Regions from separate parts of the Homo sapiens genome. Here region 1 is linked to region 2. A link is a loop called in an ENCODE intact Hi-C map of the cell type or tissue named here. Cell type or tissue: endothelial cell of umbilical vein. All regions are shown on one strand. Each heading gives the region's core, and the rest is flanking DNA. Links, peaks and the distances in the headings are about the cores only. Region 1 has its middle 120 kb from the start of PTCH1. Region 2 has its middle 62 kb from the start of PTCH1.

Region 1 (10,668 bases), core at 1,748-9,747, 57 kb before region 2:
ACAAGTTTTTAAAATAGAAAAGAGTGCAGCAATATGACAAATTCAGTCAGTCAAACCAGAACTCTCCAGGGTTTATCAATGCAATCTGATTGCAGTTAGAATTTTGCAGTGCACCAAGTATACTATCAACATATCAAAATGATATTGATGACAATGGTGATGATGACATCCTCATCATTTTCTGAGCATAGACTATGGTCCAACCCCTTAATATTTTACATGTATTTACTTTATTTATTCTTACAACAGTCCTGGTATTACCTCCACTTTATTAATGAGGAAACCGAGGCCCAGAGAAGTGAAGTTACTTGTCCAAATCCACACAACTAAAACTGAGAACTTGAGGCAGCCTTACATCAGTACCCATGGCTGTCACCACTGTTCAGTCAACACAATAGACAGTCTATCATTTTTCAGTTTTGCTCTTTGTTGGAGAAAAGAATGAAAACGGAAAGGGTTAGAATGGATTTGAGGGAAATCTGGGAGGAGTTTAAAGTCTAAAGAAAATGAGTGAAAGAGCTCTTGGATAGTTCCAGGGCCTGACAGTGATGGAGGGAAGCTCACAAGTTCCGTCTTCCTGGTAAAAGAAACTATGGAGTCAGATTGCTCCAGGGCCCAAGCCTCACTCTTGGAAACCACACTCAGATCAGCCCATGCAACACCTTTCCCCGGGGGTCGGACTGCCCCCTGAGACATCACACAGACCTCCAAGCAGGGTTTTCCATGCAGAAGCCTCTGGAGGATGAGCGCAGAGATGGAAGCCCTTCTCTCCCATGCGAATGGGCACCTGCAGCACCATCAGGCATCATTAAGGAGCATGCCGGCTGCTTTTTCCAATGGCGTTTGTGATGCTGAAGGACTCTTCTCTATGCAGATTCACCCCCGCCCCCCGCCTTTTTTTCTAATAGATTTCTTTTTACGTAACATCTATTTACATTTCATAGAAGCATTCCATGGCCCATACTAGGGGAAGCACACACTGGCTTAGGTGCTGCTGGTGATAACAAATGCAAGACCACCTCTTCCGTCAGAGATCTTACACTCCCATTTCCAAGACAGGATCAACTCACACCAAACTAGAGAACAAAGTAAGGAGAGTCCCTTCTAGCCAAAAGGTGCTCTGTGCAAACTAACAGGAAAATGGGGACATGTCCCTTACTCCAGGGGCATTTAGCCCCACACCAGGGCACACTGCTGTGAGCAGAGAGCATGGACTAGACTTTTGTCCCAGCTCATCCTCTTGGCCAGATGCCTTGTGCAGTGAGCAGCTTACACAACCTTACATGAAAATAAGACCCAATAAATTAAATATAACCCCATTTCAGTAAGTTTATTACCAATAGTTGAAAAAAGGACAAGAAGGGCATAGTTATCAAAGAACATTCCACAGCTAAATCTCCAGGTGCCCCAGCCTCACTGCAACTTCCCCTAGACTCTGCCTTCCTTCCGTTTTGCACGCATTGTCTGTGTTTCTGTCTCAAAGCCCAATTCCCCTCCCTCTCGCTGACTCGAAGACCTCTCATCTTCAGTTGACCCTTCTTTCAAGCCCCAGCAGTCTCCTCTTTCTATCAAATCATTCCAATCAATTAACAAATGCTGAGATGGCTCTCAGCTTAAAAAACAAACATTTTGACCGCATCTTTTCCAACTCTTGCCCCAATTCTCTCCACTCCCTTTCTTGGTGAAGCTCCTCAAAGAAGATGTCTGTACGGGCCATCTCCCTTCCCTGCCCCTAATCTGGGGGTGCCTCTGCAAGCCTGGCACAGACTTGGTCCCCCCAACCAGCTTAGGATACAGTGGTACCTGGCACTTACTGCACCAGGCTTGGCCTTTGGGGCATCAGTGACAACGGAGACAGAAGTACTCCCAGCTTATCCTCCTGACACATGACCATCATAACGCATGAATTCCCTGAAGCAATGAGACTCCCGTGATTCTATTTCTCTTGCTCTTCCCTTGTATTCAAGTGTCTGTCATCACCAGTCCATCACGGTCTTCAGTGCTCTTCAGCAACTTGCGAAGCATAGAAGTTCCCTAGGTCAAGGCTTACAGACTCAAATCCTTCCAGAGTCCAAGCAACAGTATGAATAGGGAGACCCACCGGGACTGAGAAATCCCAGATGAAGAGGAGTGACATGGAGGCTTAGTGCAGGGGAGCCATAGGGAGGGGTGGGGCCATTGCCAACTTGAAGGCAACAAGCCCTGCCCTGTCTGAAGGGGCAGCTCCTGCTGAGTTCAGGCCAACTGTTGCTTTGCTGGAATATGGGCTTATTGCTGTTCCAAACTCTAATTTTTCAAGAGAAGGTGGAAATCTGGCTTTTTATGTGAAATCTCCAGGTATTTAAAAGTTGGCTACTAATTCATACTTTCTTCAAAATACTGTGTGGACCAACAAACCAGAGGCCAATCAAAATACATATGGGCACCAGGGCTGGCAACAGGCCTTCAGGGTGCTACCTTGGCCTGATGTTTTCATCCTGAGTTCAACCTCCCTTTGATTATTTCTCCCAAGTTCCCCACAATTTTATTATTTCCTTTTCGTTCGCTCCAGCTCTCTTCTTGGGTCTTAGACATGGAACCAGGAGATAGATGGACAGAAAAAAATGTTCTTCCCCACATACTGAACTTAGAGATTCATTACTGATTCACATTGTAATTATGAGTCAAGAAGACTTTTTTCTCAACTTCTTTCTTATATTTCTATTCTAAATCAGAGCACAAAGAATAAACTTCCAGGGTCACCCACCAGATGACAGAGCCACCCAATGGGAATCACCCACATCATTTGTGAGCTCAAAGCCCCAAGCATACGTCTGACCAGAAAATTAAAAGGCAAATGGGACAAGCACTGAGCCAGAGGAACCAAAGACTGAGCTCTCTCCTCATTTAACACAGGGATCTCCAATGAGAATGCCTTCCACGCTTGTTACTCCTAAGAGTGATGGTTGCTAAGGCCAGGGGTGGGCCTGGGGACTGTGTGGTGCTGAGCTGTCAGCAAGGCCATTCTTACCTGCATTCACCTGCATTTCAGAAGCCTGGAAATTAGCAGAACTCCAGCGTTGCTCAGCAGAAGCTTATCCTTCTGCATCAAAGTAGTAGCTGAAAGAGCTGCCATCTTAGGTTAAGATGTTTAGCCTGCCTAAAACAGTGTATTTCTGAGGAAGAGTACATGTCACTCATTTATACTTCCTTTTTACCTTAGTATTGTGTATGTTTCAGACCTTTCCTAAGGGATATGTGTAGAAGAGAAGTTTCTCCAGGAGTCGAGAGGGGGATTCGCTGAAGAGCTTGGACACTGAGGCGCTACAGAGCATGCCGTGCTCACCAATGTCCATGGGCTCCTTCCACGGTTAGGTGGGTGGCATGATGGTTGTAGCCAAGGGCATCGCACTTCTGATTCAGGTGGTTAAGAACCTGGTGCTCCTTTTACTCTTTCTCTTCTGTCCACATGACTAGAAGTACCTGAGCCAACTCAGATCACAAAGCCACACCATGATCCCTGAGTCACTGCTTGGAGGACCACTGCCATGGAGCCACCCCGTTCTCGACAGACTTTGCACACCTGAGAAACACACTTGTATTCAGTTATTGGAATTTGAGGACTATTTGTTATAACAGCTAGCATGAATTACTATAACTAATACAAAAGAGAAACTGGAAAGGGTGGTCAAAATGTATCCACAGTCCTTTCCACAGCCGCTGGGCTGAGCTACAGGAAGTGGAAGCTGTGGTTATTCCACCCCTGTAACTGCTGTCCCCAGGTCCTGAGATAATGTCCACCTGTTCTTTGAGATAATGTCACCCAGATCTCCAGATCTTAAGGACCCATCTGGAATGTGGCCCCCTCCACTGTAGAACCCACATGGTTGCCACGGTTTTGCCTCATCGCGGGCACATTAACAGGTAAGGCCTGCGCGATTTTGCTGAGGAAAATGCAGCTCCCTTCAAGGTTGCCTGTGAGCTTAGGCAGTGAAAAGTTGTCTTAATAGAAAAAGTAGACCAGGTAGGACAGAGGAAGATTTGTGCCTGATTGCAAGAAAGCCACCCTATCTGCCATGGGTGAAGAAGGAGGGGAGAGCGATGACTTTACCTCTTCCGCTTGTTTTGCTAAATTGGTTTGACAGAGTTTCAGCAACAGCTTCAACTCCAGAGAAGCTACTCCAGAATGGCAAATTTGGTTTTCAGGCTCCAGTTATAGAGGCATGACCCCTGATCATCCAGATAGACAGAGAGAACCTTAACTTGGTTAAATAGATACTGTAAAGGATATAGATTAAACTGGCTTCCATCAAAAAATGTCCATCTTCTTTGCCCCCTAAAAGAAAGAAACAAAATAAATAAATAATAAGAAGACAAGGGCCAGGCATGATGGCTCATGCTGGTAATTCCAACATTTTGGGAGGCTGAGGCAGGAGGATCACTTGAGCCCAGGAGTTTGAGACCAGCCTGGGCAACATAGCAAGACCACATCTCCACAAAAATAAAAATAAAAACAAAAATTAGCTGGATGTGGTGGTGCATGCCTCTAGTCTCAGCTGCTCAGAAAGCTGAGGCAGGAGGATCACGTGAGTCTAGAAATTTGACACTACAGTGAGCTATAATCGCGCCACTGTACTTCAGACTGGATGACAGAGTAAGACCCTGTCTCTCAAAAAAAGTTTTTTTTTCAAAGACAAGGAAGGAGCAGAGGAGGAGAAAGAAGAGATGAATGACCCTCCTTATTTGACACAAATGCAGAAAGATACACAGTTGACCATTGAGCACTGTCGGAGTTATGAGTGGTGATCCCTTGAGCCGCCAAAAATTCACACAGAACTTTCAACTCCTTAAAAACCTAACTACTAATAGCCTACTTTTGACTGGAAACCAAGAAGATAAGCAGTTGATTGACACATATTTTGTATGTCTTATGTATTACATACTGTATTCTTACAATAAAGTAAACTAGAGAAAATAAAATGTTACTAAGAAAATCATAAGGAAGAGAAAATACATTTACTAGTCTATAAGTGAAAGCAGACCATCCTAAAGACCTCATTGTCTTCATGTGGAGTAGGACGAGGAGGACGAGGAGGAGGAGGGGTTAGCCTCGCTCTCTCTGGGGGCAGAGATGGAAGGAAAACCATGTACAAGTGGACTCGCGCAGTTCAAACCCGCGTTGCTCAAGAGCCACCTGCATGTTTTGCGATCCCAGGATCCAGTTTCCATTATCTGGAAAGAGTTCTAGCACTTCTGAGTCCCATTGTCCCTTGCTCAGGCAGCATTTGTGGATTAATTTCTCATCCTCAGCATGATGATGTTGGGTGCCCTGTGGTTTGACCCCTCAGCTCACCCATTCAGGTGGGAAGAACTTTTCTTTCTGCTTATTTAGCACAGGCGGGTAGGAAACTAACATCAGTCTTTTTCAGGTGGCCACTGCCCCCGGCCAGAGTGAACAGGACCAGGGACTCTCTGGGGGGTCTGGCAGGAACCATGGCTGTGGCTGAGGAAGCACTCTGGTATGTATCAAGTGCAGCGTGTGTCCTGACTCGTGAGGCTGCCCCAGATCCAATGCATAAAAGGGAGAATCCAGTTGGCCCCACTGTAGTAACATGCCTACCGCTTGGCCAGGGAGAGCAGGGCGCCTTGATTGACAGTCTACCATGCGGGTGAGCTAATTCCCTGGAATGCACAGGACGGGGATGAGGTCATTTCCTGGAAAGGAAATGGGGTGCTATTAGCATGAACGGGGAGCAGCAAAAACAACAAATGTCCATTCTACCTCCTTTCTAAGTTCATAGATTTGATTTTAGCCCAAGACTCCTGGAGACTGATGCTTTCATTCAAAGGCTTGGCATCCATGGAAAGGTGGAAAAGCATGCCCTGGTTGGGTGGTAAAGAGAGAACACCACTCCATGCAGCGTCCTGACACTGGAAACTGATGACTGACCTGGATGCTCATTTCCTCCTGTGAAATTATTCCTCTCCTATTTCAGAAATGAGGAAGGTGGGGCAAAGATGAGAAAACTGCCCAACATCATCAGCTAAGCAGAAACCCGCCATGCGTCCGAGATCTCTGTCTTAAGGCTCAACCTCCCGACCCCAAGCATCCCTCTCGGTCAACTTCCCCTGCTGACAGGAGGGTCCTGGGGGGCTGAGGGCCTCACCACCACTGGAACCATTTCTGAAAGCACGCATCCTCCTGGGGTAGGGGCATGGGGCGTGGCTGTAGGCTTGACTTGAGGCTGACTGTTCCTGTCAAGGCTGGGGAGGGAGGGGACCAGGAAGGGGGTCAGGAACGGGAAGGAACACAACGTGACAGATTTCAAAAGGTGACAATATTTTCCTGAAAATATAGTGTCTATGTGCAGTAGGTTTCGATATAACTAACCTTCTCTCTTGAGTTTGAGCTGGGAATTGATTTTTTTTTTTTTTTTACAGGAAAAGGAAATGCATGGGTGTGGAGCTGCCAGCAGCGAGGGAAGTTCCCAGGCGACTTGTCATGATGCAATTTATAGACCCAAGTCTCAGAAAGGCTGTGGCGGGCTGAGGAGAGGGTGTGATTTGCTGACAGTGGAGCCTGGCACCTGGCACCCATCCACGCCGCTGAGCTCAGCATGCACGTGTGTCGCCGGGACACGACGGCATCAGGGCCATTGAAGTGAAAAGGGCAGAAGGCAAATGCACTCATCCAGAGCGGACATAAAAAAGGAACCCGGAAAGCAACAGAGAGGGGAAGGGGAGCTGGCTCCAGGGTGAGGGGCCTCCCACGACCTCTCCGAGACCTGACTTGCCGCAGCTAATTGAACCTGCCCTCCGCTCCTGAAACACACATAGCATGGATGCTGGCAAGGTCTTCCTGCCCAAGAGAAGAACGTCCCTTTCGCTGTCAGTCCAGCTCTTCTGGGAAGTGGACAAATGGACCTCAAGGGACAGAATCAAATAACTTGACTCCCACCCTGTCCCCGAGGCTTTCCCCAGAGCCACAGAGACCAGAGGAAGCGGCTGGAAGACTCTGCGAGAGCCCATTAGGCAGCAAGTCCTGACAGTCCACATGGCGTCCCGGCCTAGGGCCGCAGCGGTGTTTACAGAGCCCGGGGGCCCTGCCAGAGCTAACATGCCACACGCTCGGCCCATCTGGGCAGGCTGGAAAAAGTCAACCATTTTCCTCTGGATCCCGATGGCTGTGGCTCAAAACATTCCGCACAGCTACATTTGCTTCCCTCCCCTCACATCTCTTCAGAAAACCCACACATCTGTATACACACTTGAAAATAAATAAGCATAAATGCAGAATCCACACTGAAGGTGGGGGGCAGGACAGGCCTCGGGGGCTCCTCTCTGCACGGACCCTGCCTGAAGCTGCTCTCCTGCCCCAGGACAGCCCACCCCGGGCAGGCTCCAACTGCAGCATTTTCTAGAAGTGTGAGAACTCTTACCAACGTGCTACCTGGCTCTGTGGCTCCCCAGTCAACACAAACACAATTTTGAGGTCTGCAGTTCAAATTTGCTTCCCCTACAAGCTTCTGAGCTGGGTTCATAGGGCAAAAAGGCCCGAGTTTCTTTTCAAGTCAATTGGAAACCCTCCAAGCCAAGACCCGTCCCCATACACCAACTTTACCAAGGTTTTCCTTCTCACTAACACAACAAAAGATAAAGCCTCTGCTCTGCTCTTTTTGAGCTTATTCTTGTCCATTTTTCAAACTCGGCCTCGTTGTTTTGATCCTCTTGGATCCTGGGGATTGAAAGTGCCACCTGATTTCTGGAAGCCTGGGGGTGCACGGGTGGTCCTGTCCTCTTAGCATGCTGTGGGGCAAGGGAAGGCAGTTGGGGTTTGAAGCCAGGCTAATTCAGGGTGCCGCTGAACAACAGCCACCACAGAGAAAGCAGAGAGCCATGCACACACACTCGCCAGGGGCCAGCAAAGGGTGCTGCCATCTGCAGCTGCATTGTTGACCGTCACATAGCTGCTTCTCACACTTGGGTGTCTACAAAATGGCCACGATATCAGTTGCTATGGTAATGGGCATCCTGGTGAGTGTGCCAGGAGCCAGCCTTTTGCCCCTAAAACCTCAGCCTCCAGTAGGCAACTGGCTGGGCCCTCCTCTGACTGGCAGACATCTTTCTCCTGTCGAAGTGCAGCTCCCAGCACCTCCTCTGCAAAGCTCCCTCACCCCGGTACATCCAATCACCCCTCAGGATTTGAAAACCCATTTTCTCCCTCACAGTTTTAAGATGACATTTTTAAAAACTTTTATTGTGAGTTTAAATAGTTGCAGAGAATGTCATTTCCTTACTATTGTAAATATTAGCATTTTAAAATAAAACCATTACATCACTCTTTTAAACTCTGCCAATGGAACTAAGTAGCGGAGCAATTCTGTACCCACAATGACCAATTTTTAAAATACATGAAAAGTCTTCTTTATTTGCTTCTTGTTCCATTTTCTCCTTGAACTCATATTTCCATTCCATTTACTCCTCGTACTTCTTAGCAATTGTCATTTGCTAAGGAATATCTTAGCAATTGTCATGTTTGAAAGTTATTTTCATAAATGACCATCATTATCATTCTATTCTGACACAAAAATGCACATACACTAAAATTTTAATTTCAGTATCATTGTAAGACTGTAAGGTTTAAACAGCTTTTTCTAGACCAAGTTTATAATTTCAATAATCATCAGAATACAATTGATCAAAACAACATAGCTCTATAATGTGTTTAAATAAATAATCAAAAAGGTGTTTTTTTCAATCAGCTGATATACTCACAGAAGAAAATTACTTATTGCTAAAATGAAATGGGGTCCAAAATTAATTCTATTTCTATTTCACATTTTTAGAAAAACATTGTGAGAAACTTTGTTCTCCTCAAAAACAAGAGATCAATGAAAGGAGTTTTATGATGTCAAAAATTACATTATAAACTATTATCAAAAATTAGTAATGACCTGTCACCTGACAAATCAACTTGGTCCCCCTTCAATTTTGTCAAAAGAAAAGAAATGGAAACCATGAGACATGAAAATGTATTTGTTACCCAGTCATTTGTCATTCACTGTCTTGATTCTGGGAAATACACCAAAAAGACTGCCCCCAAACTTCTCAGATGACTGCTAATTATACCTGCTACTCATTTACTTAGAGATTCCTTGTTAACATGGAAAAGGTTAGGAAAATTAAAATACTAGTCATTTTAACACAACTTTGCCAATACAATTTTTTTTTTTGCCTTTCAAATTGAGATGTAATTCACATACCAGAAAGATCACTCTTTTAAAGTGTGCAATTTAGTGGGTTTTAGTATCTTCAGAAAGTTGTGCAGCCATCACCACTGTCTAATTCCAGGACATTTGCATCTCCCCAGCAAGAAATTTCATACCTATTAGCAGCTACTCTTCATTCCCCGCTCCACCCTCACGATTTTCAATGAAGTTATTTTATCTCATCATATGCTTTAAGTACATTTTCATCCAAATCATGGCATTTTAGGTGCAGCTCATTCAGTTCATGGAAATGCCTGCCATGTAACCTATTTGGCAAAGCAGTCCATTCATCAAGACAGCAGCCAAGCCAGATCTAGCTTCAGTTAGGAAAAAACTGACTTCAATTTCAAAGCAATGTGTTAATATGCATCCCTTCCCAACCATCTTACTTCTGAATTCTAATTCTGAGATGAGAGATTGATGTACAAGGCGTATTGCATACCTCAGGTTTTATTCCAGACCACCGCAATAAAACAAATATCACAAACATCACAATAAAGTGAGTCACACATTGTTTTGGTTTCCTAGTGCTATAAAAGTTATGTTTACACTACACTGTAGTCCATTAAGTGTGCAATAGAGTTATGTTTTTTAAAGATGTACATGCCGTAATTCAAAAATATTTTATTGCTAAAAAAATGCTAATGATCATCTGAGCGTTAAGTGAGTCACAGTCTTTTTGCTGGTAGAGGGCCTTGCCTTGATGTTGATAGCTGCTGACTGATCAGGGTGGTGGCAGCTGAAGGCTGGGGTGACTGTGGCAATGTCTTAAAATAAGACAACAGTGAAGTCTGCCACATCAATTGACTCTCCGTTTCACAAAAGATTTCTCTGTAGCAGGTGATGCTGTTTGATAGCATTTGACCCACAGTAGACCTTCTTTCAAAATTGGAGTAAATCCTCTCAAACCCTGCAGTGCTTTATCAACTAAGATTATGGAATATTCTAAATCTTTTGTTGTCATTCAACAATGTTCACAGCAGCTTCACCAGGATCAGAGTCCATCTCACTTTCTTTGCTCATCCATGAGAATCAACTCCTCATACACTAAAGTTTTATCATGAGATTGCAGCAATTCAGTCACACTTTTGGACTCCACTTCTAATTTTAGTTTTCTTGCTATTTTCACCATATCTGCAGTGACTTCCTCCTCTGAAATGTTGGCCCCTCAGAGTCATCCATAAGGGTTGGAATCCAGTTCTTCTAAACTCCTGTTAATATTGATACTTTGACCCCTTCCATAAATCACAAATGTTCTTAATGGCATCTACTATGGTGAATCCTTTCTAGAAGGCTGTCAATGTACTTTGCCCAGATCCATTAGAGGAATCACTAAGTATGGTAGCTAAGGCCTTATGAAATGTATTTCTTAAATACTGAGTCTTGAAAGTCAAAGTGACTGCTTGATCCATGAGCTGCT
Region 2 (10,668 bases), core at 1,565-9,564:
ATGCAGGAATAGCTTATGCACACAGAGAGGGAAGGGGATGATGGACAGGAACCATCTTGGAGATAAACCACCACATAGCCATCGGCTCTTTTCACCTGGACTCTGCCAGAGAACATTCTCTGACTGGAACTGTATTCTGCTTGCCTGTGGCAGAATTCAGGAGAGTTAACACCCCCAGATTAACTAAGGATAGATGGGAGTTTGAAGATAAACGCCCTGGCTTCTCCCAGCTCGGGGGCGGGGTTCATTCAGAGGCAAGTCTGTATAGTTCCCCAGAGGCCCCTAAAAAAACCTGCTCTCCTTGTGCCCTGAAATCGCGGCCTTCCTTCCTCAACTCATCTCCCCACTCCACCTGTGCTTCCTGAGATCACCTCTCAGAAAAAAAATCACTTGCACTCAAACCCCTTTCTCAACATCTGCTTCCAAGGTATCCTACTGAACACATGCCCCGCATTCTTCCCAAGTACTTCCCTCTTGGGTAGGTTAACCGGAGTTGGTTTCTTTTGCTTACAACCAAAGACTAGTAAGGGCTAGAAGGAAGAAGTGGCTAGAGAGAGGATGGGGGGGCCGTGGGGTCTGGGTGCCAGTTAGCGTTGGAGGGACATGGTAGCGGGTCCGCAGAGGAGGCTGCTCTAGGGAAGAGTGTGCAAACGGAGTGTCCACACGGAGAAGCCACAACAGAGAGGCCGGGCTGCAGGCCCTGCTCCCATTCCCACGTGTGGTGCACGGTCTCTGTGGACTTCCAGGTCCTCACAGTTCCACAAGATCCCTTCTCCTTCTAAGAAGGTGGCTGAACCCCCTCATGAAAGCAAGCAATTCTTAGGTGTGAAGGGCCCAGTAGAGCCATGCAGATAACCCTCCCGGCAGACAGCAGTGTCCACAGAAACCTTCTTCCTCCCTCTTCTCCTCACTCCCTCCCCACCCCTCAGGGACTGGCCTCCGTGTGAGCTCCATGACTCCATAGCACATGGGATATTCCCCAAAACAGCTCCTTTAACAAGGCCTAGGAGGATTCGTGGAAATGAGGGCATTAGGTCCTTCCCTAAGGCTCATGCGAGGGCAATAAAAGTGGGAAAAACTATCTCAATTAGGAAAAAGTGGGAGATTCAGTGAGAGCTGATGCAAGAGACTGTGGGAATGCAGAGGACAGCCTGGGGGCGGTGCCATGGTCTGTGGGACTCAGAGGACAGCCTGGGGGTGGTGCCATCATCTGTGGGACACAGGAGAGAGCCTGGGGGCAGTACCTTCGTCTGTGGGATGCAGAGGACAGCCTGGGGGTGGTGCCATCGTCTGTGGGGACGCAGAGGACAGCTTGGGGGCTGTGCCATCGTCTGTGGGACGCAGAGGACAGCCTGGGGGCGGTGCCATCGTCTGTGGGACGCAGAGGACAGCCTGGGGGTGGTGCCATCGTCTGTGGGATGCAGAGGACAGCCTGGGGGCGGTGCCATCGTCTGTGGGACACAGAGGACAGCCTGGGGGCGGTGGCATCGTCTGCGGGACGCAGAGGACAGCCTGGGGGCGGTGGCATCGTCTGTGGGATGCAGAGGACAGCCTGGGGGCGGTGCCATCATCTGTGGGGATGCCGAGGACAGCCTGAGGGTGGTGCCATCGTCTGTGGGACGCAGAGGACAGCCTGGGGGTGGTGCCATCGTCTGTGGGATGCAGAGGACAGCCTGGGGGCGGTGGCATCGTCTGTGGGATGCAGAGGACAGCCTGGGGGTAGTGCCATTGTTGTGGGATGCAGAAGACAGCCTGGGGGCTGTGCCATCGTCTGTGGGGTGCAGAGGATAGCCTGGGGGCGGTGCCATCATCTGTGGGGATGCCGAGGACAGCCTGAGGGTGGTGCCATTGTCTGTGGGACGCAGAGGACAGCCTGGGGTGGTGCCATCGTCTGTGGAGATGCAGGGGACAGCCTGGGGCGGTGCCATCGTCTGTGGGGACGCGGAGGACAGCCTGGGGGGCGGTGCCATCATCTGTGGGGACTCGGAGGACAGCCTGGGGGTAGTGCCATCGTCCGTGGGGATGAGAAGAGATGGAACCTGAGGGTAGGAGGTGGACAGAGAAAGAGAAGCAGGAAGGCACCAAAAACCAGCTTGGCCTACATGGGAATCTGCTTACAGCAGGTCTCTCCACTCCTTCCTTCTTTGAGAGAGATGAGGAAACCATGGTTAACTTTGGAGCAAGGCACAATGTAAGAACTAGGTGGTAGAGAATTATGTGCGCACTCAGCCAATGCTTTGAGCCTGCATTAGGTATTTCTATCAGGAAATCTTCAAAGTCTCTGAAAACAGAGACATTACTCCTCAAAACAGGAAAACACCCATTTGGAAATGTTTGTGGGAAGCAGCTGGGATGGAAAAGTTCAATGATTTATCCAAATAAAACCAGAAAAATCTGTCCCTTTTAGACTGGATTCAGAGAAGAGTATCCGCATAATTCATCGTCTCAAGCTGGACACTGTTGAGAGTGAGATGGGGCGCGGGTGGTGCTTACACATTGACCAGGATGTCCCAGGCAGCAATGCAGGAGTTCAGGAGCCTGGGGCTCGTTCTGCTTTACCTGCGGGAAGGTGTGTCTGGCTGGCAAGTGGAGGTCTGAGATCTGAACGTAAACAACACTGGTAATTGTCACATTCCTCCTTGGTAGATGTCGAATACTGGGAAATGCCCTAGGCTCAGAACTTCAAGATCCAGATCAAATCCAGCCCTACCCCTTCCTGACTGAGAGACCCTGAGCAGATCTCACCTCAATCCACCAATTCCCTCTTCTGTAAAATATGGGTGATTCACCCCATTCACGAGGTTGTGTGTGTGAAAGCACCTTGTAGACTCTTGTTGAACAAATGCACAGTATCATTATTATTTGACCATTCACTGGGAAATTTGGACACTCCAAAGCATAAAAAGCTTAGACACAATACAGGAGTTCTTAAAAGCTCTGAAGAGAATTGCACCTGTTTCCATTCTGGCCTCAGCATGCATGGATTCTTTCTTCTGGAAGCACGTCCTATGACAGCCCAGGCCCTTGAGCTTTCAGCTCCTTTCTCATTGGAGAGGAAGAGCAGCTCAACCTCTAAGGGAAGAGGCATGTATACCCCCGACTGCCTGACACCAGGCAGCGTCACCGAAACAGACCGGCGGCAGGAGCAGCTTGCGTTCAGCAATGGGATGCCTCCGTGGCCAGCTTGTGGGTAACATGGAAAAACTTACAGGACATGAGAAGAAGGAGACGGGGGTTTTCCGCTGTAAGGGAAGACCACACACATAGTCCCATGAGGACTGTGCCCTGGACCATCTTCAAAACCATGGAAGCCGCGCTCTCTCCAGCCATGCGTAGGCCTGGTTTAATTAAATGTGGGCCATGAACGGGCTGGCAACGGCGACGCAGAGACGCTGTCCGTGTCTGCGGGAGAAACGTCCCGCAGCTCCGTGTCCCTGATAAGATGGTCCATGTGGAGAGCAACCTGAATGCCTGGCAGATGGTTCCATCTGTTTTTCCATCATTTTGAATTTAGCAGGAAACCCTCAAGATGTGTTTTGACACAAGTGTGCTGCTTCCCTTCCCCAAGTTTGGAAATGGCTGTGTTTGGAGGCTAATTAAATCCAGATGCTTCTGATTCATTTACACTTAACTCATCAAAATGTTTTGTAATCGCCATTTGAAGTCCAAGGCGCCTCTCTTGAGCCTTTTTTTTCTGAAAACCAGGAAGTTTTGATTTGCCAGCCAACAGCAGTGTTCATGTACCAAAAGGTTCAAATGCGGTTCAAGACAAGATCCTAGACCCAAGAGATCATAATGGCTGGAATTGTCCTAAAGCATCATTGTCAAATGTGGGGTGTGACCAGGCACGGTGGCTCACGCCTATAATCTCACCACTTAGGGAGGCTGAGGCAGGCGGAACACTTGAAGTCAAGAGTTCAAGACCAACCTGGCCAACATGGTGAAACCATCTCAACTGAAAATACAAAAATTAGCCAGGTGTGGTGGCACATGCATGTAGTCCCAGCTACTCAGGAGGCTGAGGCATGAGAATTGCTTGAATCCAGGAGGCGGAGGTTGCGGTGAGCCTGGATCATGCCACTGCACTCCAGCCTGGGCACAGAGCAAGACTGCATCCCCTCTCCTGGTCCTCCTCCTCCCTCTCCTCCTCCCTCTCCTCCTCCCTCTCCTCCTCCCTCTCCTCCTCCCCCCTCCTCCGCCCTCTCCTCCCTCACCATCTCCCCCTCCTCCCTCTCCTCCTCCTCCCTCCCCTCCCCTCCTCTTCCTCCCTCCCTTCCCTCTGCTCCTCTTCCTCCCTCTCCTCCTCCCCCTCTCCTCCTCCCCCTCTCCTCCTCCTCCCCCCTCTCCTCCTCCTCCTTCTCTTCCCTCTCCTCCTCCTCCTCCTGGGATGGGTTTGCATAAAGTGTCCTTAGCCTGGAAACTGCCATGGGGGCTTTCAGCTCTTGGGTGCCATAAAAAACAGTTACTTTGAAATATTTGGTGGCCAAAGAGAAATCCAAGTCATTAGGGAAAATTATAACCAAAATGACAGCAAAATTCTCTCATCTGGAAGGGCTTTGAGTCCAGGTCGTCAGTCAGACATTGCTCCCATTCCTTGGGCTTTTATGAGACTGTGGAAGAGCGAATGTATGTGGACGGTTCCAGAGCATTCTAGCAATTATCATTTTAACCCTTGCAGAGCACACTAATTCCGGGCCGGTTGCCCATTTGTTCTTCTATGAACCAGGCCCTGTTCTAAGCCCTTTGCAGTACATGATTCAGAAGGCCTGATTGTCTTCTCATTTGCCGGCAGGAAATCTAAGGCACAGAGAGGTTAAGTAAGTAGCCCAAGGCTTCCCAGCCTGGGAGGTTGTAGAGGCCAGATTCAAACCAGGCCGTTAGTCTGACTGGAACTGGAGAAACTTCCTCGCTCGACCATCAGGCCACGATGCCGCTCCGCATGGAGATCTAGGTAAGTGGAGGCGCGCACCCCAGCTTATTAGAGCCAAGACACGCAGATGTTTTCACCTACTAAAACTCTACCCTCAGCCATAGCATGGACCCTTCACTTAGCCCAAACAAAGCCTGAGAGGAGACCAAGGCCCGGCAGGCTGCGTTCTTTCACTCCTTCCTTTCTCTCTCCGCTGTGTGAATGAATTGGAAAACTCCCGCACCACACTTTATCTGCAGGGTAGCAAACAAATGTAAGGGTGCAAGGAGGCAGCTTGTTCCTGGGACTCTCCTGGCAGCTCCCAGGAGCAACTGAAAACCCGCAGGTGATCCCAGCCTCCAGCGTTGGCACTAGAGGAGCGCCAGCATCTTACAAACGCTCTTCCATGAGGGAGGTGAGCTCACTTCCTGAGGAAGTGGCTGCAGGGGGTGTCTGTAGGGGCCAGCCAGGCCTGGCTTGAAAGCATCTGAAACAGCCTGCGGTGTAATCGAGCATGAGTATTGGTTCAAACACATGATGCATATTTGTCCACTTGGTTATTAGTTATTCACGCGATCGTCCTTAGCCCGTGAACTGCCATGGGGGCTTTCAGCTCTTGGATGCGGTAAAAAACCAGTTGCTTTGAAATATTTGGTGGCCAAAGAGAAATCCAAGTCATTAGGGAAAATTATAACCAAAATGACAGCAAAATTCTCTCATCTGGAAGGGCTTTGAGTCCAGGTCGTCAGTCAGACATTGCCCCCATTCCTTGGGCTTTTATGAGACTGGAAGAGCGAATGTGGACGGTTCCAGAGCATTCTAGCAATTATCGTTTTAACAAACAGGGCTCTTTTCTAATACTCACATTCCTTTCGCATGGCCTCACGAAAACACAAACATTCACTCCATCCGCAAAAAAATGCAGGCGCTCTGGGAGGAAAGAGCCACCCGCTCAGCCCCTTCGCCGGGCTGCAGCCACAGGAGATTGTATCTGCTCCCGGTTTCCCGTGCGGACTGTGTCTGACTCCGCTGAGAAAAGATACCGCAGCCCTGGGTGGCCACTGCCACGGCCAGGCGAGAGATCCGGAGCGCTGGGGACCCTCCATGCAGGAGGCCGGGCTACGGTGGTCAGAGTCGGCCCTGCAGATGGGGCTTTCCCTCCAGCATCTTCATTTTGGAGAGGAAGGAGAGGGCTCCCTGAACCCTGTTTTGAGGACTGCACTGATACAGTTCATACAGTTCTTTCATTTTCGTCTGATTTTCTTGGGTCTGATCTGTTACCAATCTCAAAGGGAAACAGAGTAAGATTTTGGACTCAGCCACTGCAATTAACCTCATAACCTACCCACACGTCCAGAAGTGTTATGAACGTATATGTCAACATGAATTCACCTCTACAGGTCCATTTTAGCTGGGGGGGGGGGGGGGAGGGTGTCAAGTAAAATCAATTGGCAACCTATATTGATGAGCTATTTTCAAAACATTATTATCTGAGAGAAATGAAAGTCAGATCCAAGAACGTGACATGCTCTCTCCGAAAGCAACATCAGGGATTTTCACCTTCTATAGTAGGAGTTTCTCACTCTTCCTGACACAATCAGGTAAATTATTATGTGATTTTAAAATGTTTTTAAAGAAAGGGAAAACAGCAATACCTAGAGACACTCTCCCCCACAAGGAGAGTATTTTGCAGATTCGCTGGATGTTCAGTGTCCTTGTGTGCCCAGAGTTGGTTCCTGCCAGTGGGTTCATGGTCTCCTGACTACAAGAATGAAGCCAGGACCTTCGCAGTGATTGTTACAGCTTTTATTCATTCACTCATTCATTCATTCATTCATTCATTTTTTAGACGGAGTTTCGCTCAGTCGCCAGGCTGGAGCGCAGTGGCGCGATCTTGGCTCACTGCAACCTCCACCCTTGGGGTTCCAGCGATTCTCCTGCCTCAGCCTCCCGAGTAGCTGGGATTACAGGCGCGCACCACTGCGCCCAGCTAATTTCTGTACTTTTAGTGGAGACAGGGTTTCACCATGTTGGCCAGGATGGTCTCACTCTCCTGACCTCGTGATCCACACGCCTCTGGCTCCCAAAGTGCTGGGATTACAGGCTTGAGCCAAGGCGCTCAGCCATGTTACAGCTCTTGCACAGACCCAAAGAGTGAGCAGTAGCACGGTTTGTTGTGAAGAGCGAAAGGAGAAAGCTCCCACAGCCTGGAAGGACATTGGAGTGGCTTGCCGTCAGTGGCTGGGGCTGGCCAGCTTTTATTCCCTTATTGTCCCGGCCGATGTTCTGTATCTGTCCTATCAGAGTGCCCTTTCTTCAATCCTCCCTGCGATTGGCTACTTTTAGAATCCTGCTGATTGGTGCATTTTACAGAGTGCTGACTGGTGCGTTTTACAGAGCGCTGATTGGTGCGTTTTACAGAGCACTGATTGGTGTGTTTTACAGAGCACTGATTGGTGCGTTTTACAATCCTCTTGTAAGACAGGAAAGTTCCCTAAGTCCCCACTCGACCCAGGAAGTCCAGCTGGCCTCACCTCTCACTTGCACAGCACTCCACATAGAGAGAGAAAGGCTGTTCACTCAGCTCGCTGTGCATTATCCACTCGGAATAATTGTTCTAGGAGTGGGGAGATGCAGTGAGTCCGGGAAGGAAGGTCTCTCACCCCTTCACTCCCAGGGTGACCTCCCTGTTCCCAAGAGAGGGCCAGCGCCAGGAGCAATGATGTCCATACACACCCCACACAACACCACAGACACCCAACACAACAGACGCCACACACCAGTACATGCCCCCCACACCTCATAGACTCATACTACACACATCACACATCTTGCACACATTACACACACACCACACAACAGACACACAACACACAACACACACCACCACATGACCCCCACATGCCCCATAGACCATGCATCCTACACACATCACACACACACCACACGCACTGCACACACTACACCTGCACCACACAACAGACACACACCACACAACAGACACACACCACACAACAGACACTACCACATGCCCCCCACACTCCTCATAGACCACACATAATACACATATCACACACACCACACACCCTCCACACACTACACATACACCACACAACAGACACACTGCACAACAGATGCCACAACCACCACATGCCCCCCACACGCCCCATAGACCACACATCACACACACACTACACACACCGCATACATACACATCACACACCACACACACACTACATCTACAATACACACACACCACATAGACCACACATACCATACACATTAAACACACACCACCCAACACCTCCCACACACCTCATATATGCCACACACTATCCCATACCATATGCACACCACATGTGCCACACATACACATACACCACACATACACAGCACACACACACCACACAAACCACCCACCACCCTGTACCCTACACGCACCACATATACCACACATACCACATACCATGCATACACACTGCATGCACTACACATACACACAACACACATCACACACACACCACCCAACACCGCTCACACACCACACATACACACTACACACACACGTCACACACCCATACCATACACACACTACATACACCACACATACACACTACGCACCCACACCCTGTACACACCATAGATGCTACACATACACACCACACAAATACACAAACACACCTGCGAGTGCTGACTTCCCAGGCAGTGAGCCCACTGTGCTGATCTGTGGTCAGTATCTGAAGGGCAAACAAGGGCTTCAACTAGCACCGGGCCTAATTTCGGAGGCCATTATGCAACTGCGTAGCCAAGTGTAACAACATCCTGTGCTACTTCCAAGAGCACAATGGCCGGTCCCCCTCTGTGAGAAGGGGGACCAGGAGGTGGGAAGACGTTGTGAGGCACTAATTTTACCAAAACAAAGTGGAGGCATTCCATATTCTGGAAAGTGTGATTGGCGCTGATTGTGTGAGTGTGAAAAGGAGCGTAAACCTCAGCACTAAATGAGCGCTCTTATTGTTTGGGGCATTTTTTAAAGCAAGTAATAATTTTTTTAAGTAAACTGTGATTTACAATTTTTCTGAGAACAACCCAAATTTCCATCACTAAGGGCGGTGTATACTAGAAAGCTCTTAAATAGAATGAGGCTGATCTGTGATGTGGCCCTGGAAATGGTCACTAAGACGTAGGGTCCACCGGGGAGAAAGACTAAGTGAAGAACCGTGCACAGAGTATGCCATTTACATGAAAAGAGAACTTTATTCCACGGCTATAAACACGTGTGTGAATGCAGAGAAAAAAGACTTGCAGGATCCAAACCTGAGGATCGTTATCTCCCAGGAAGAAAGTTGGATTGTCCTGCAGAGAGAAGCAAGCAGCAAAGAGGCTTTTCCCATTTCACTCTATATGTTTCCAATCTACTTAAATCTCTGAGAATGGAAAATACATTTGGGTATCAATTGCATAACTTTAAAAAGCAACAGAAAAACAGAAAGGGACGTGCTTGCTTTGGCAGCACATATACTTAAAAAACAAAAAACCCAGAAAGTTGGGGGAAGAAGTTGGATTCATACCCATAAATGAGAAGTATAATTTGTTTAAACGGCCGGGCGCGGTGGCTCACGCCTGTAATCTCAGCACTTTGGGAGGCCAAGGCGGGCGGATCACTTGAAGTCAGGAGTTCGAGGCCAGCCTGGCCAACATAGTGAAACTCCGTCTCTACTAAAAATACAAAAATTAGCCAGGCATGATGGCACACACCTATAATCTCAGCTATTCAGGAGGCTGAGGCAGGAGAATCGCTTGAACCCAGGAGGCAGAGGTTGCAGTGAGCCGAGATTGTGCCACTGCACTTCAGCCTGGACAACAGAGCAAAAACCTGTCTCAAAAAAAAAAAAAGAAGAAGAAGAAGTATAATTTGTTTAAATGCATGCCTAAATTGGCAGGACACCCTGGGTTTGGCGGCTCTTTTAAAGCTGAAGACACTTGCTAGATTGCTAGTAGAATACAAAGAGGCTTATAAAACACCAAAGAGGCTTATAAAGCATCTTCAGTGTGCTGCAGGCCCCTAACCCACTGCACAGCAGAGGACCTCCTGGGACTTGCAGGCAACAGGTGTCACCGCAGGCAGAGAGGTCACCAGTGTGAGTCTGGAACCAGAGTCCAGCTTCCAACCTGCATCGGCCACATGCCTGCTGTATGGTCTGGGCCATTCGCTTCACCTCTTTAATGGAGTTAAAAATAGTACCTACCTCAGTCATCAAAGAGTGACTGAAGCCAGGTGCAGAGGGTCATCTCCGTAATCCCAGCACTTTGGGAGGCAGGCAGATCTCTTGAGTCTAGGAGTTTGAGACCAGCCAGGGCAGCATAGTGAGACCTCATATCTACAAAAAAAAAAAAAGCCTGGTGTGGTGGCACCCACCTGTAGTCTCAGCTGCTCAGGAGGCTGAGATGGGAGGATCACTTGAGCCTAGGGAATTGGCGTGCAGTGAGCTGAGATCACATCACTGCACTCCAGCCTGGGTGACAGAGCCAGACCTTGTCTCAAAAGAAAAAAAAAAGTGAGCTAAAAACATGGGAAGTGCTTAAGCACTTCGTGGGACAATTTCTAATTGTTCTAGAAATATTGGCTATTATTATTGAAGCACCACTAGGGATTCCTAACCGAATGCATAACATCACCCCAAATCCAGAATGCAGGAGAAGTTTCCACTAGCCAGAGTCAGGTTTCAAGGCCCCACACTCGGCACTGGGCAAGTATT

What was found. A loop is a pair of places that touch in the nucleus more often than their neighbours do. Peaks named below come from ENCODE experiments on the same cell type or tissue, not always from the same donor. Only the 100,000 strongest peaks of a DNase experiment are listed, where the experiment ranks them.
Region 1: a loop joins it to region 2, with 5 times the contacts of the local background. A loop is called at or near these places in 2 of 110 quality-filtered maps.

The regions. Positions count from the first base shown.
Region 1 is chr9:95,622,930-95,633,597 of GRCh38, reverse strand. No RefSeq gene overlaps it. Among named protein-coding and RNA genes, the nearest start is that of PTCH1, 120 kb to the right of the region's middle. RefSeq lists enhancers at 5,517-5,811, 5,284-6,483, 6,336-7,015. In endothelial cell of umbilical vein, for the core only: no CTCF peak of the experiment used is centred there; DNase peaks (open chromatin) are centred at 5,677 and 6,497; H3K27ac peaks cover 1,637 bases.
Region 2 is chr9:95,565,545-95,576,212 of GRCh38, reverse strand. No RefSeq gene overlaps it. Among named protein-coding and RNA genes, the nearest start is that of PTCH1, 62 kb to the right of the region's middle. RefSeq lists an enhancer at 2,444-2,613. In endothelial cell of umbilical vein, for the core only: no CTCF peak of the experiment used is centred there; DNase peaks (open chromatin) are centred at 5,392 and 5,822; H3K4me3 peaks cover 295 bases; H3K27ac peaks cover 1,358 bases; H3K27me3 peaks cover 328 bases.